Linked DNA regions of Mus musculus: region 1 is linked to region 2. Evidence: chromatin loops called from intact Hi-C (ENCODE). Cell type or tissue: heart. All regions are shown on one strand. Links, peaks and the distances in the headings refer to the core of each region. The heading gives the core; the rest is flanking DNA. Region 1 overlaps Tbc1d1 (TBC1 domain family, member 1). Region 2 holds the start of Gm43837 (a long non-coding RNA gene).

Region 1 (7,851 bases), core at 1,518-6,517, 51 kb after region 2:
TCTCAGCCTTATAGGTTCTGGCACCAAACTCAGGTTGCCAGGCTTGGAGGCAAGCTGGGAGTTCTTGTCTTCCCACTATGTGTTCTAGCTCTGTGCTACCTACCGCTCCTGTGCTCCTGCTGCGGCCAGGGGATCCTGGGCTCCGTGAAGCTTGTTCAGGGTTCACAAGTTCATGGGTCTGTCTGTCTGTCTGTCTCTCCCTCTCTTCTCTCTTCTCTCTCTTCACATACACTAGTGTTTTGCCTGCACATATGTGTCTATGAGGGTGTTGGACCACCTGAAACTGGAGTTATAAACAGCTCTGAGCTGCCATGTTAGACGCTGGGATTGAACCTAGGTCCTCTGGAAGAACAGCCTGTCCTCTTAACCACTGAGCCATCTCTCCAGCCTCAAAACCTTTCTTTTTATAACTACAGATCTCTATAAAGTCAGCCTTTTCTTTGTTTATTTCAAATAATATAATTCCAACAAACTAGATAAAGATAATATGATAGTCCAGATGATTTATTAAATAAGCTAGGAAAGATATTTAAAAAGTACAACATAATGTCACAGTCATCACTGGTTTTCTTTTGGAAAACAGTTGTTTTTCATTGTATGTTTATATAATGAGTTTATTATAGTCATTTTAAAATAAAAACTTATTTTTAACTTTGTCAGTTTTAGTTTCTAATGTAGTAAATAATTAATATAACATTTTCCATATAAGCCGAAGCTCTTTGGGCTATTTGATCTTAAAAGAGAAAGGGGTCCCGACCTCCCAGTTGTGAAACACTTGCTCTAGGCCCACACAGCTTATACACTTTCCTGGCTGCAAATCCAGAAAGGAGAGCAAGGCAGGCTACTGGGGAGAGAACGGACCAGTTGGATTAAGACTGTTTCCTGGACAACCCACTCTCATGAAGCCAGAGTGTGGCAGCCCTCCCGCCATGATCAGAAGGTGGTCAGATGGTGTGACGCCAGCACCAGGAGGGAGGGAGGACATTCCTCAGAAGACCTTATGGAAGAGCCTGCTGAAGCAGGGCCTGAGCCTTGTGTCTCCAAGGACAACGTCAGCTCGGTGTACCTCACTGCTCACTCAAAGCTGGGTGACTATACACAAAACACTGCCAGCTGTTTGCTCTGTTGGTCCAGACTTCAGGAAGAATAAAAGGAAAGTCCAGGGCTAAGTCTCTCCTGCGACAAGCCTGGCAGAATAACCACTAGGTGTATATATAGCACTGGATCTGAAAGTCCCTCGTCAGAGAATCGTAAGTAGAAACTGAGGAGTCCTTGGCAAATCCATTGGAAAAAGGGGACTTCCTTCCTTCATAAACTACACTTTATAATTCACCATGAGGTAGAGAACTGCAGGCCCTTTCAGTCTCTGTTAAGGAGAGGCCACTTTCATACACCGAAAGAGATTGTTAAATGGAAACTGTCAAAAGGGCACAAAGAAACTCCTGTAGACTGGGGAGATGGCTCAGAGAGTAAGAGCACTTGCTATACAAAAGCACAGACAACTGAGTTTGAAGCCCCAGAAGCCACACAGAAAGCTGGGCATGGTCACATGCATGCCCGTAACTCCAGCACTGTGGGTGGATGGAGACAGAACGGTCGCTTCAGAGAGAGACCCTGTCTCAAAGGCATGAGGTGGAGAGTGACACAGCTAGGCACCAGATGTCCTCCTTTGGGCTGTGTGCCCTTCCACCAAACTGTGCCTCCTAAAGTGACAACATGTCTAGCTGCTCAAGACGACCCATTGCAATTGCAGCCAGTGACACCATCTGAGCTCTGTCTAAGTGCCCCAGAGTGAGCAGTGGCTGCTGGGACCTGCTCTCGGGGCTCGGCATGTGAGCATCTGTGACAACCTGCTACAGGTTTTCACAGGATTTCAGTGTGGCAGCTTAAGCCTGAATATTGTGGGAGTCTTGACACTGACTACTAAACACTTTCGAGACATCTTTCGAGGTGCTGGAGATGGCTGCTAACCAGTGGCTGGCGGACAACTGACTGACGGCGAGCGGGTGCAGGAAGACTTTAGTATCTGTGAAGGAATGAAAGTACACTCTGCTTCATCCATCTCAGCACTCACGCTCTATCCCTGCAAGGTTACAGGCAACTTAGTGTCTCCTGCTGTTGCTGTGATGAAGTCCTCTGGCAAAAGCAACCTGAGAGAAAGGGCTTACTTCACTTCACAGCTGAGGTGTACTCCATCATGGGAGGGAGTCAGGCAGCAGGGCTGGAAGCAGCTGGCCATGTTATATCCAAAGTCAGAAGAGCTACTGAATGTGTGCATGGTAGTGTGTGCACGCGTACTAGTGAGTGCATGCATGCTAGTGTCTAGCTCACCACCTGCATTTCACACAGTTTAGGGTCTCCAGCCCAGAGAATGTTCTTGTTCACAGTGTAGATAGATAGGTCTTCCCACATTGGTTAGTCATAATAAAGATTATTTCCTATAGGCATGCCTAGAGGCCGGCTGGTCTCCCAGGTGATTACAGATTGTGTCAAGTTGACAACTCACACTAAGCACCACCCAGGGTGTATTTAGAATGACCAAACAAAAGCGAGTTCATATTGAGATCTTGATAATATCAAAGGTGCGCACTCTGGGATAACTTGTGCTGTTGTTGGTACAGGAATTTATTAGACTCTGGAACTGTGACTTCCACAGAACAGAGTTTAGTCTCCAACTGGACAGACAGGCTAGTGTGGATGCATGACAAGTTCTAGGCATGCTTCTGTCTTTTGCCATAAAGGTTTTTACCTGATTTACAGTTAGCAATAAAGACCTACACATCTTTTATTAATTCTAAAAGAGAGGCGGGCAGACTTCTCCCTTCCTCAGGCTTGAGGTCTCTGGCTAAAACATCTATTTGGTGGAAAGACAATTCATGATAGCACCTAACCTGGATCCTTTATCTAAGTGACTCTCCAGACATGCACTCTGCTAGTAACTGACCATCTGGGTTTCCCTGTGCTCTCTAAGAAGCTCATCAACAACAGTATTTCTGGGCTGGAGAGATGGCTCAGTGGTTAGGAACACTGGCTGCCCTTCCCGAGGGCCTGAGTTCAATTCCCAGCACCCACATGATGGCTCACAACCATCTGTAACTGGATCTGATGCCTTCTTCTGGTATGCAGGTGTACACCCAGATATACATTAAATAAAGAAAACTAAAAAATAAAACAAAACAAAACAAAACAAACAAATAAAAAAAACCAACAGTATTTCTGACATCAGAAATGGTAGCACACCTATGCTGGGCTGAGGCAAGATGGTTTTAGGCTTGGACAGTGAGATCCTGACTCAGGAAAAGAACAGTAAAGCTACTGCAGAGAGACCCACTGAGAGACCCAAGGGATCTTCAAAGAGTCTACGTAGTGCCACAGCTTTACACATGGTAACAATCACAATGAGACTGTAAGGAGCTGACAGCGGCAGTTTCAGCTCCTGCTGTGACTTAATGGGATTCCTGTGTCTGGACTGGACTGTGTTCTTCCTACTAGTCCTCCCATCCCAGGGGAGGCTACACGGAGTCACCAGGTAGAGGCAGATGATTGCTGGCCAGCTAGGATGGGGCCCGGGAGAATGTCTGGGATCCCCAGTACCTTCCAGTAACAGTGTCAGAAAGTGAGCAGGAGCCCCAAACAGAAGGTAGGACTTTGGCAGCCCATGTTATCCACGCCTACAGAGCAGAGGGGAGAAAGGCTATAGTCATCAGAAGGTCAGAGCAGTCCATTGAGCTGGAGACAGAGAAAGCCCCATGGCACCTGCTGAGCCTGGCAGCAGCTTTCTCCTGGCTGGCTGCAGTCTATACTAAGGGAAAGGCAGAGGGCAAGATGTAAGAAAGCAGGAAACAGAGCCAGCGGGACAAGCAGTGAGGCTAAGGAGCTCTGCACAGAGCTGCCAAAGTACTTCCTCCAGTCCTTGGGCCACACAGTCCACAACAGGCTGGGTAAAGATGAAGCCAGGCCACAGCTGAAATCACATTTTGTAAACTAGAGAATATGACCAAACGATAAAGTCTACTGTTTTTATTCTTTGAAGGAACAAGTCTTACAAAAAGCTGTTACAAAAAGTAAAAGGCCAGTCTCATAAACCAAGAGACAGAAAGCAAACCACTGAAAAGCCAAAGTCCTTCTCCCCTGTGGTGTTCTTCCTCCAGCCGCTTACTGTAGGAAAGCTACACTGAAAGGCATGGACTGTGCCATCACTCTACACCACACACCTCTACTGGGCCCAGACCGCCACAGTACAGACGGAATATACACAACAGACAAGATACACAGTGTGGACTAAACAAAAGATGGTGACACATGTCATGGCCAGAGCTGGAGGCCTACCATGCTAGGCCTTATTTGATGTCGACTCACAGAAGAACAGGAGTCCTGCAGAAGGCTGCCAGACTTCACCACTGGGTCTAGGTCAGCAACCAGGATGTCTGGTTCACATAGGGACAAAATGATGCTGGCAGGATCCCTGGATAAACCCTAGGACCCTGGTGGAGGTAAGTCGCGACACAGATTGCTGCAAATAGAGGCTCTTCAGGCCCCTGGGAGGATGCTGGAGGTCATCCAAAGTGGAGGCCAGGCCAGCACTGGGCCAGAGGTGAGAAAAAAGGAGGGCCAACAGAGTGGGGGCTGTGTGCAGCTGGCCTTGGAAGCAGAAGGGAGAGGGTGGGGCTGAACAGGGGCAGAGAGGATGTGAATCAGGCGCTGTTTTCTAGGGGAAAGGCCAGTGAGCTGGGGCTCAGACAAACAGTGCTTCCTAGGGAGAGGGCTGGCTGGGGAGGGAGGGGGCAGGGGCAGGGGAGTGTGGCCAATCTGGACTTCATTCTCTTTCTGCAGAAAAGGGATGACATTCAAGCAGTCAGAGGCAGAGGGCTGACCTGTCCAGGAAGAGTAAGGGGAATGCAGACAAGAAGCCAAAGGAAGAAAATGCAAAACAGGGAGCAAAATTTCTTGTGTTTCCTCTCCTCCTGTGCCATGGGGGAGTGGAGAAGGCAGGAGAGAGACCTGCCACTCCTTTCCACACCCCTACCCCCAGGTCAGTTTTCAGTTCACCTCACAGAACAGGAACACGATGCCACTGTTCTGTTACCACACTAACAAATTCAGCTGCTGATAATGTACAAATATCCTCCACAGGGTCACCAGGCCAGATGGGCTTTGGCTGGAGATCGATTGGCCATGCCAGTCAGCCTCCCCCTTCACCTGCCCAGTACTGGCATCTCTTAGCACCATGGAGCCTGTAGGGCTTGGAAGTCTTAGGCTGTCAGAATGATGGTGGATAGGTCCCTGCACCTCTGCGCTGATGGCCATGCCACTTGACTGCTCAGTGCCTCGCCATCAACATGGCAAAGATACATTGAGTACCTACTATGTGTCGGGCACTGTCCTTGGAGTTGAGAGTACACTCTAATACAGCCCAAGTGCAGCCCATGGAGGGCACCATCCTGCTGAGCAGAGGTAGGGGCTAGGAGGGGATGAACACAGTTCTCATGCAAATTAGTTATGAGATCATGAACAAGTTATGTAACCTCTCTGCACTTGTCTATGTGTACTGTTGTGAAAATGAAAAGAAATGGATTGAGTAAATTTCATACAACATTCAACTCAAGGTAAAGTTAAGTGTTAGCATTAAACAATAACAGCAATAATAATAATAATAATAATAATAATCACTGCAGTAGTTGAGTACCAGGGAGAAAGAGTGTGGGTTAGGAAGGGTGGGCTTGGCCTGTGGGCGGAGAAGCTACAGTCAGGACAGTTCTGAGGATGACATTCAAAGCCAGCCCTGCAGAGTAGTCTGAGGGACTTTTCCAAGCATGAAGATACTGTGTGTGGCTCTGACTCCGGCCTGACCCAGCTCACCGTCTCCACTGCGGCTGTAACACGGGGAAAGACCCACAGAATGGGCAGTGCAGTGCACTGAGCAGAGACAGGCGCATGTCCTGGGGAGGGGGGACGACATCCTCAGCATCCAGAACTGGCCTTCGGGAAGGCCACGGAGCTAGCTCCCCCCAGCAGAGACAGGCCTTGGGAGCAAGTAGGAAGGCAGGGCTCCATCGCTGCTCAGCCACCAACAGTCAGAGGGTCTCTTGTTCCACATAATTACATTCTAAGTCAGCGAGGTCTTTTCCATGGAAACTGCAAATCCAATACACTGCTTCCTTTCTGCGTTTTAAAAGCTATTCCAGAACCAAGGCACTGCCCACTTTCCAAGACGAAACTGCCAACACACAGTTTTCTACAATTATTCTGACAAGTTCTGTTTGTACACCACAGCCCAGAGACTGCTTCTAAAAGCAAACCAAGCTTGTGTGTTTCTCCTGTAGCCAATCCAAGCCGATGTGTCTCCCAGGTTGCTCCTTCAGTGTACTGTAAAGCATCCCTTGGAAAATATGAATTACTGAGCTGAACCAGAGTTCTGTGTCAATGAACAGACTTAATGACCACTCAAGGCCTCCTCACACCTACAACATGCCAAGCAGAACAAGCCAGCCGCCAGGCACGAAGGGAGCCCGCGTATGCTCTCAGAGGGCACCTGTGATCACTAAATGACCTGGATAGTCTCTCTACACTCCTCAAGGGTGGGGCATTCCCTCTTGGCTCTGGGGCGGGGTGGACTCACCGAGGTCGATGAGAATGGCGTGCTGCTGCGAGGTCAGCTTCTTCAGGAGCTCTTTGTAGGGCACGTCCTTTGGCTGCTGTTTACTAGGAAATGGGTGTTTAAGGTGGAACTGCTCAGCTAGAAATTTCCAGATCTCACCTCGGTGATGACGTGGCACACCTTTAACAGAGTGAGTGGAAAATATTAAACCAGGCTTTATACACAGAACTCAGCTCATTGATTAAAAAAAAAAAGAGTTGTGCCTTTTTTCATGACTGCAAATTCATTGTGTGTACAGACATTCAGGGGCATGTGGGTATGGGTACACGTGGACATGGAGGCCGGAAGACAACCTCAGGAACGCCATCCACTCACTCACTTTAGTTAGTTAGACATGGTCACTCACCAGGCTGCATTCCCCAGTCAGCCCCAGGGTTGTACCTACCTCTGCCTCCCGCATCCCGAGCACTGGGGCTACAGCAGGCACTATGGCTCCCAGGTTTCCTGTGAGTTCTGGGAACCAAATGGAGGCCCTCACACTTGCAAGGCAAGCACTTCATGGACTATGCCACCCCTAGTCTCCAATTACGGGATTCTTGAGTTATGGCAGGAATCCTGACCCAACCCAAGCCAACCTGAAGCCAACCAACAATGCTCCGAGGCAATGAAAGGAAGATGCACATGTCTCAGAGCAGGAAGAGAAGCAAAGTGAGGTAGAGCTCAGGGGAAAGAGCTGGCCCTCTGCATCTCAGCAATCAGGAGCTCACAGCCTCCGTCATGCAAGCAACCCTTAAAGGTGAAGGAAAAGGGAAGAGAACTGTCCAGAAGGAAGGTATCTTGAGTGAGTCAGGGTACCTTGGTCAGTGGTTGGTTTTTCTCCACCCTGTAGATCAGCTTGGGAGAACTGTAAGGAAGGGCCCTGTGCTAAGCAACTGCATTCCACACTTTCCCTAAACGTTTACCTCAGCATTAACTTGAAAACTCTGAGCAGGGAATGAAGAGTGGGCTTCTAAAGGCTACATCCATCTCCTCACCCCTGGAACCTCTAAAATTGGCCTTGTTTCTGCAGATGTGGCTAAAGTCAGGACTGAGGATGACGTCATCGTGACTAAAACCTGGACTTTGTATCTTAAGACAAATGTCCCTGACAGCAGCACCCAGAGGAGGAGTTGAGAAGAGGAGCCAGTGTGCCCATGGAAGCTGAGGAAGACAGCTTTGAGGCGGGAAGTTACACAAGTATAGTCTGCTACAGC
Region 2 (7,851 bases), core at 1,520-6,519:
GCCACCTGCTGGAATATCTGGGTCACTGCCAACACTAATTCCTCCAGGCAGAGAGGGCAGGCCAGCAGGATGGGTTTCAGGAAAGCGGTGTGAAGCCCTTACTTCCTGGACACGTTCCTGGACAGCTCCAAGAACTCACTCAGCAATGTACAGGTCCAGATTTCACGGAAATTACCAGGGATTGCTCAAATACAGGTCTGAGAGTTTGAGTGTGTTCCTTGGGTTCAAAGCCCAGGCCTGGGATCAGGAAGATAGAATGCAGAACCATGGTAGTATAGGGTTGTAGTCTTATCTTTCTGTAACAATTTAAAATGTTGCTTGTCAGAATCTTTTGGTATTCACTTTGATGTTTTCAAAATAGGGCTTCGCTTATTTACAGACTTTTTGGAGGCACCCCTTTTTTCTTTTTCTTTTTTCTTTTCTTTTTTTTTTCTTTTTTTATTTTTTTGTGCTCATATTAACACCTCTCCTCCCCATCTTGTGCTTGCCGGATAAAGTCATCCCTGTTCCCCATCAGGCTAAGGCCAAACAGGGGGCTGCCAACCTGGACTGGATGAACAGCTAGCGGCGGGGTTGTCTGGGAAATGTTGAGATTTTATGAAGCAAGTATGTATATTTTCCGCGGTGATGGTTTATCATGCCCTGACTAGTCTCCAGGAAAGCCATGACTTTGTAAGGAGTAGTCTTTACAAAAATCTTCAGGCTTTATCAAGCAAACGGAAGATAGCAGTGGCTATAGCTGTAGAAACAGCATGGTCGCCCTGACAGAGACCCAGGCATTTGCCAGTGTGCATTGTTTTTGGACGCAGGTTGGTTAGGGGAGTGCCTCTCCCAGATAAACAGATTCTCAGCAGCGTGAGCCACTTCCTTCTTTGTCCCTGGCTTGCTGCTGCTTCCAGTCATCTCAGCCCTGTCACGGTTCTCAAGTGCAGTTCTTGGAAAGCTGCAGCCTCCCCTCTGGAATACCCGCTCATCCACCGAGGGCCTTGCATTCTCCTGCAAGATCATTTCTGTGCCAGCCTCACTGTTTCCTGGAAGCCCTGAGCATTTCACAAACACTCCTGGTAGCAAACATCCCCCCCCCCCCCCCCCGCCCAAATTGCATTCCTATTTATCTATCTTCCTCACAATATGGGGGAAGACTTGGGAGAGCAGGCTACTAACTGTTACTCATTTTGGAATCCGTAGCACTTAGCACAGATATTGAAATGTCTCAATGAACGAGTAATTAAATTTTGATTGAGGAAACAATCACTTATAATATTTTTCCCTAAAAACATTCCTTGGCTCTTTCGGCAATATATGAGCCTTGGTAGGGTCGATTGAAAGACAGATTTCACCACCATTCTTAACATTTCTTGGAGGTGTGAGTCTCTCTGACAGTCACAGTATGTGGGTGGGGCTCAGCCCAGCTTGGCCTCTGGAGAAGTAACTGACATCCAGACCACTTTCTGAGCATGCGCAGTGCCCACTTAGCAGTAAATGGCTCCAGGCAAGCCATGGGTTTTGCTGCTTTTTGTAATTCCTCATTTGCCTCCACCCATGCTCAGAGCAAGCGAGAGAGGAGAGAGAGAGAGAGAGAGAGAGAGAGAGAGAGAGAGAGAGAGAGAGAGAGAGAGAGAGAGAGAGAGCCAATAGGGGAATTCACAGGAGAGAGTGGCCATTGGCTGAAGCCAGCTGTCGCCTGGGAACCCCACAGCTTTATTGTCAAAGACCCAAACAGGAAATTGGTTGACCCAACTCACTTCCGCATCAGGATATAGAGAGCTGGATTTCGTGAGTCGGACCCGCTAGCTTTACTCTGTTTCCTTTTGCTAGAACAAAATTCATAAGAAATCGATAAGATCTCGGGGTGACAGCTCCAACCTTTGCTTCTCCCACACACTTCAGAGGAAAGCAAGCTTGAGGCAGGAGGCTAACCCAGCTGGTTTGCTCCCACCATGAGTTCAAGGCTGCAGGGGAAACACAGGGCTGAGCCCCATAGGGCTGTGGTTGTCACTGAGTGATCACCCACTTGCCCCAAACAACAGAACATGTTCCTGTGTTTGGCAGAATGGAATTCCTTACTCTGCCTTTAGGTCCTCCTGGTGTAGCTGAGCCTGTACAGTTTCCTCACACTGGATTTTCTTGTCCCAAAGCCACTGAGTCACGGGCAGCCATTCACACCACTTCTCAAAGATGCGGGTCAGCTTCCAGATGTGGAATCAGAGGACTCCAGCTGTGGGTAGCAGGGATAGTTAAACACGCCAGGGCCACATCGATCCTGAACATCCCTAGACTTCTTTCTTGTCCATTTTCTCTAAAGTATAAGAAGAACATTGGCTTGCATAGCATTTACATTGTATTGAGTGTAATGATAACTTTAAAATATGTATTTATGCATGTAAGATGCTACTTAAAGCATTCAGGAAATGTGCACAGGTTATTTTTTAAATATACCTTATTTCATTTATTTGTTTGCTTGTTTGTTATTCATTTACTTATTTGGGACTCGGGGGGACGACAGGGTCACAATGTTGTCTTACAACTCCTAGGCTCAAGGGTCTCTCCTGCCCAAGCCTTTCTAGTGGTGGGACTCGAGGCAGAAGCCACCACTGAGGGTGTGAAGGGACTGCAGATGTGACATGTAGATCTGGAGTGGGCCCTGTTTCCAGGAGATCAACCTACAGGAGACTTGGTGTCTATCTGCGGTTCAGTGAGCAGAGGGTCTCTCTCCTGACCCTCTCCTGACTCCTCCTCCTCTGGATTGCAGGCCTTTCCTCTGAAGACCCCAAAAACCCACAGAGAAGGAAAGGAGGTAAGAGCCGAATTCAGAGGCAGGCAAAGGGAGCTTACGTTGTCACTCTTCCTTGGATGCACATGCACTTCCAGGCGCTCCAGCTATAAATGGGCCACCCACCCATCCCTGAGCTGTGGATCTCTGGCCTGTGCTGGTCTTACTTGTGGCTCCCTGTCTTAGGTCTCTTTCTGTTCTCTTTCCAGTTGGTAAAGTGGGTGGGTATGGATTGATGGAAGTCTCAAACCCCAAGGACAAGAATATCAAGCACTTCCAAATTGTTCTTCAGCCAGGCCCCTTATGTTACATCCAATGATTACCATAGCCTTTGGTAAGTGCCAGCTGAGGATTCTTGGATGGCAAAGCTTCTCAGTGCTGGAGTCTGGATTTCTGCGATTGTGGGGCAGAGTTCTGACTTATAAAGCTGTACTCTTCCTCGTCATGCAGGGACCCTGGTGTTTCAGAAAATGGCCTAGGAAGCGATCATTGCCTGAGCCTATTAACAAGGACACCTAAGTCAGGCCAAGGCCAGCTCGGGCATGCGTGTCAAGGGAAGTGGGGCTGGGGGTTGGGGGTGGAGAGGTTTACACAGGCAGGTCAGGGTTGTTGGGACCACTCTTTATTCTGCTGACTTCATTCAGTTCCAGTGTTACAAAACTCGCTCTTTATATGGTGCCTGTTACAGGAACTGGTCAGATAGGGCGTGGACAAGTTGGGGGTCATTCCGAGGCCATGGAGACTCCCCTACGTCAGCACTTTAAGACTCGGTCCCATTTCCTCCTTTAACATATGCCTGAGCTTGAAGCCCGTCCTTTCACCCCGTGCTTCCGTCTTCTTTTTAAAACTCTAAGGGACAAGAGAAGTTTCTTGTCCCACTTCCTCCCGTCTCTCCTCTCCCCCAACCCCCACCCTCAGCCCCTGTTTCTGAATCAGCCAGTGCTCCAGCTCTGGGTGGGTAAATGTTTTCCCAAGAACTCTCCAGAAGCCCCAGGTTTTGCTTCTAAGTCAGTTCGGCGATGGTACATCTGGATATCCTTTCTCAGTGAAACACCACTCAGTGTTTAAGGAAAGGAAATGATGAAATATTCAGGAGAGCTGATCCGAATACAAAGGAATCCAAGAGCACTGGGCAGCATGCTGTCTAAACACACTTTGTTTCTTCAGAAAGAAAAAGCAAACCATCAGGGGAAAAAAAATACGTTTTACAAAATGGCTTATATTGGGAGAGAGCTGGAGATTTTTAAGAAACCTGAAATGTAAGAGGGTTAGCCCAGACTTCGTTATTAATATCTTGGAACCAGCTGGAGAGTGAAATTAGGCTGTAAAATCGTTGCACCATTTGCTGGGCCAAGCTGGAAATAACACGTTTCTCACATAGTTCTACAGGAGACAAATACCACACTGGGGCACAGGAGAGGCAGTGTGGTCTCACTGTCTTTGTTTTCTCATTTGCTGGGGGTAATAATTCCTTTCACCAAGCTCACAGATTGAAGGGTCAGAATGGAGAGGTGAAGGCAGGGTCTTGGTGTCAGGCTGCTGGCTCTGTCCCCCAGTGATGGCGGGCTCGAACGCTCACCTCTCTGTGCCCTCATTCCCTCATCTAGAAAATGAGAGTCGTACCCGTGATGGCAACTGGTCTGCTTAGCATCCAGGTGGAGCCTGAACACTCTCAGTAATGCCAGCCATAGTTAGGTGATGTCCTTCTGGCAGTGGCTGCCACCAGGTCCTCTGCAGCCCTCTTCAACACTGACAACCCCTTCGGTAGAGTGACAGAGGAAAAAGCAAAAATACAAATAAGTGAAAGGAAGATGTCACCATCAACTTACAGAAACAAGCAGGCACACAGGAGGGGGTGGCAATTGCATGCCCACGAACCAGACAGCTTGGCTAATGGCAATCTCCAGAAACACAAATCACCCAACTACACCCTCCCTCTCCCCCCCTAGAGAAAGGAAGTCCTGAGAGAGCTAGCTACCACAAGAAACCGAGTCAACAGATTGAAACCTCTCTGTGACGAAATCTCAGGACCAGGTAGCCTCGTTTGTATGTTCTCCGGGACAATTGAAGAATGAACGCCTGTTCTCCTCTAAGTCTCCCAAGCGAGGCAATGATCTGAACACTTCCAGATCTACTCTGTGAGGTCAGCATTACCCAGAGGCAGAAAAACAAAACAAAGAAACAAACAAAATAGTTTCTGACTCCTTTTAGAACTGTGCCCTCTCTCTAACCTAATACCTTTCATAGACTCTATCTCCAAATTCTGTTTCTCCTCAGCTTTGATCCCCCACCTCACAAGTTACCTAACTTGCTCATTCACCTCCTGTCTTCTCCATTAGCACCCACATTCCATCAGAGTAGGGTGTCTGTTGTCGGTTTGAGTGTCTCTTGATAAAGTCTCCCTGTCTGGCATGTCATCTGTCACGTAAGAGATGCTCAAGAAAACTTTACTGACCAAGCGAGCACGTCGTCTAATCATTCATGGCTTGGGAGACTAGCACACCAACAAGGAAGGACAGAGATGGCTGCCAGGAGAGGGTGAACTTCCAAAGGCAGAGAGATAGGTAAGCAAGAGAGAGCCCTGTCAGAAGAATACAGAAATGAGCAAGGGTGCCCACTGTCTCCATCGGGGCCAGAAGGTCAAGGACTCAAATGTCCACAGGAACTTCTGTGAACAAAGGTCATTGAGCCCCTCAGAGGGCTGCATTGGCGGAGTAGCTTGGGGGGGGGGGGGAAGAGTAGCACCAGACCCTCAGATAATAGGTTTAATTCCTTTTTATTAAATTCGCACATAGCCATTGTACGTATGGGGTGGGCACAGAGTGATAATATATACATATACGTAATGATATGTAATGTGAGATATTCCGGTCAGGGCGATGAGCACTCTCCCCTCACCTTAAGCGGCATCTCTCTGCTTGTTGTCTCTAAAATAGTTTCAGTTCCTGCTGCAGGACATTTTGCTGAGTCTCCTAACTTTTTTTTTTATCTTTATAATTCTTTTTTTTTATTATGTATTTTCCTCAATTACATTTCCAATGCTATCCCAAAAGTCTCCCACCCCCCCCCCCCCCACTCCCCGAGTCTCCTAACTTAACACTGCATCCCCATCTGTGTTCTGGTTTCCCCTTTGTCCCCTCTCCCTCTTGCCTTTCTCAGACCCCATTTCTACTTCTGCTTCTGAGAAGCGGACTTGTCTGGCTGCCACGTATGAGTTAGGACACGCAGTGTCTGCCTCTGTGTCTAGTAGCATTCACTGAGTGAAACATTCCATCCCGCTTCACCTCACTGCAGCCAGGAGGACCGACCGGGCTTCTGTCTCTTGTCTATTCAGGCAAGACTTTGAAGGAGTTTTTTTGTTTTGTTTTGTTTTGTTTTGTTTTGTTTTGTTTTGTTTTGTTTTTTGTTTTCTTGCATAGAAAAGGAAATATAGAGATGGAGATATGCTGATAAGGGTGGGGGACAAGTGAACACACTGTTTTTATGTGGGTAAGACTTCTGCAAGTCCGAAGGCCTGTGGAAAAAATATAGCTGTGTGTGAGGTGGGATATCCAAGACAGAAGAAGAGTTTGGGGAGGGAAGTTGGTCCTCAAATCACAGGATGGTGTCAACAAGGGGGAAAACCATCTCTCTGTCACCTCTGGCTCCAGGCAGGAGAGTAAGATGTGGAGAAATGATCCTCTGAGGAACCTATCTCCTGAAACCCAGTCTCTTTATGGTGTGGCTCTTTCTTTGGCTCAGTTGAGGATGCTCAGAGGGCAGGGTGGAGGCTGAAGGGGTGGGGAGCACAGCTGGGGGATGTAAAATGCCTACTTCACTGTTGTCCTGTTTGTAGAAGACACTTCCTGTTCTGAGTGGCGCTTTCCCTCTGGGGTGATTCCCATTACAATAACAACTTCCTCGTATCCTTTGGGGTCCCTCCTCAGCACCCTTCCAAGTGAGAGGAGAATCAGCCCACAGGTGAATTAGTGGGGAGAAACTGAACACGCACAGCCTTGCCCCTTTCCTTTAAGGAAGCAGGAAGCATGGGTACAAAGCTTCACTACACACACACACACACACACACACAGGCCTGCGGGGAGGGGAGGCATGGTCTGGCCTTGTTCTATGGGTAGGAACGGACAGAACCTGAGTTCAGCCTTAGGAAACCCTTTGTCCATAGAGACCTCAAGTGATGACTTGATCTCTATCTGCCTTTCTCCTTTGTTCTCCACTCTCCCCTCTGTTGTCTCACCACCGCAGCTGCCACCACCACACAGAAGGTTCAAAAGAGAAACTGGGAAAAGCAACAGTATTGCTGCCCTGGAAATTATGCTATCAAACAAACGTGGCTCATGGAATGAGCTTCTCAAAAACCATTCCTTTTGAAACGTACGCCCCCAACACAAGAAACAAATGGTTTTCGATAGCATTTAAGAATGTGTGGGGTTGTGGGGAGGGAATCCGTTCTTCTCGAAGAGAATAACTGCAGCATAGAAATGAGAACCAGACCCTTTGAAGGACGTGTTCAAGCCCCAGGACCTACTTTCGCAATTCAGACGGATCAAAAGCACAAGGCGAGCGAGCGAGCGTTTCTTCAGATCTTTCCAGGATTCCACAGTTTTCTATCTGGAAGCAGCAATCACCACACGCACTGCTTCAAGCCTGAGAAAATGCGCCCCCCCCCCCCCCAATCATCTCAATATGTGAAGAGTCGGGCAGAGCAGCGACCATGCTGTGAAGGTAGAAGAGCACTCGCCAAGGCGCATTCCTGATGGGTGAGGGAAATGCCCCAGCCGTAGAGCAAAAGCAGGTGTTGGCACCCAGCGCCTGCTGCCCCGGGGTTCAGTCTTCAGCTTTCTCTCCAACTTTCTCCGTGCCAAAGTGTTGGTCTCCGTAATCATTTTAGAAATGGTCATTATCACCTTCCCCGGCTGTTTCAATCTTCATCATGCAAATCGAAAAACATTGGGCTTGACTGTGCAATCTCTCTTTGCAACTTCTACTGTCTGAGTGCTTACCGAGCCGTCGTCAGCCCGGTGGGTGAGGACAAAGCCCATCCGTGAAATTTGCTCTTACAATTCAACTAGCATGCTCTC

Evidence for each region. A loop is a pair of places that touch in the nucleus more often than their neighbours do. Peaks named below come from ENCODE experiments on the same cell type or tissue, not always from the same donor. Only the 100,000 strongest peaks of a DNase experiment are listed, where the experiment ranks them.
Region 1: it touches region 2 in a loop (2.2-fold over the local background); 8 of 42 quality-filtered maps call a loop at or near these places.

What each region holds. Positions count from the first base shown.
Region 1 is chr5:64,323,378-64,331,228 of GRCm38, reverse strand. It overlaps Tbc1d1 (TBC1 domain family, member 1), which reads right to left. Exons shown (of 22, transcript NM_001310611.1): 17 at 6,620-6,778. Among named protein-coding and RNA genes, the nearest start is that of Gm43837, 51 kb to the left of the region's middle. In heart, for the core only: a CTCF peak has its summit at 4,489; DNase peaks (open chromatin) are centred at 3,478, 3,618, 4,568 and 5,288; H3K27ac peaks cover 997 bases.
Region 2 is chr5:64,374,787-64,382,637 of GRCm38, reverse strand. It overlaps Gm43837 (a long non-coding RNA gene), which reads right to left and starts at 4,685. Exons shown (of 3, transcript XR_003955925.1): 1 at 4,603-4,685. In heart, for the core only: no CTCF peak of the experiment used is centred there; DNase peaks (open chromatin) are centred at 1,677, 2,637, 3,517 and 5,977; H3K27ac peaks cover 2,836 bases.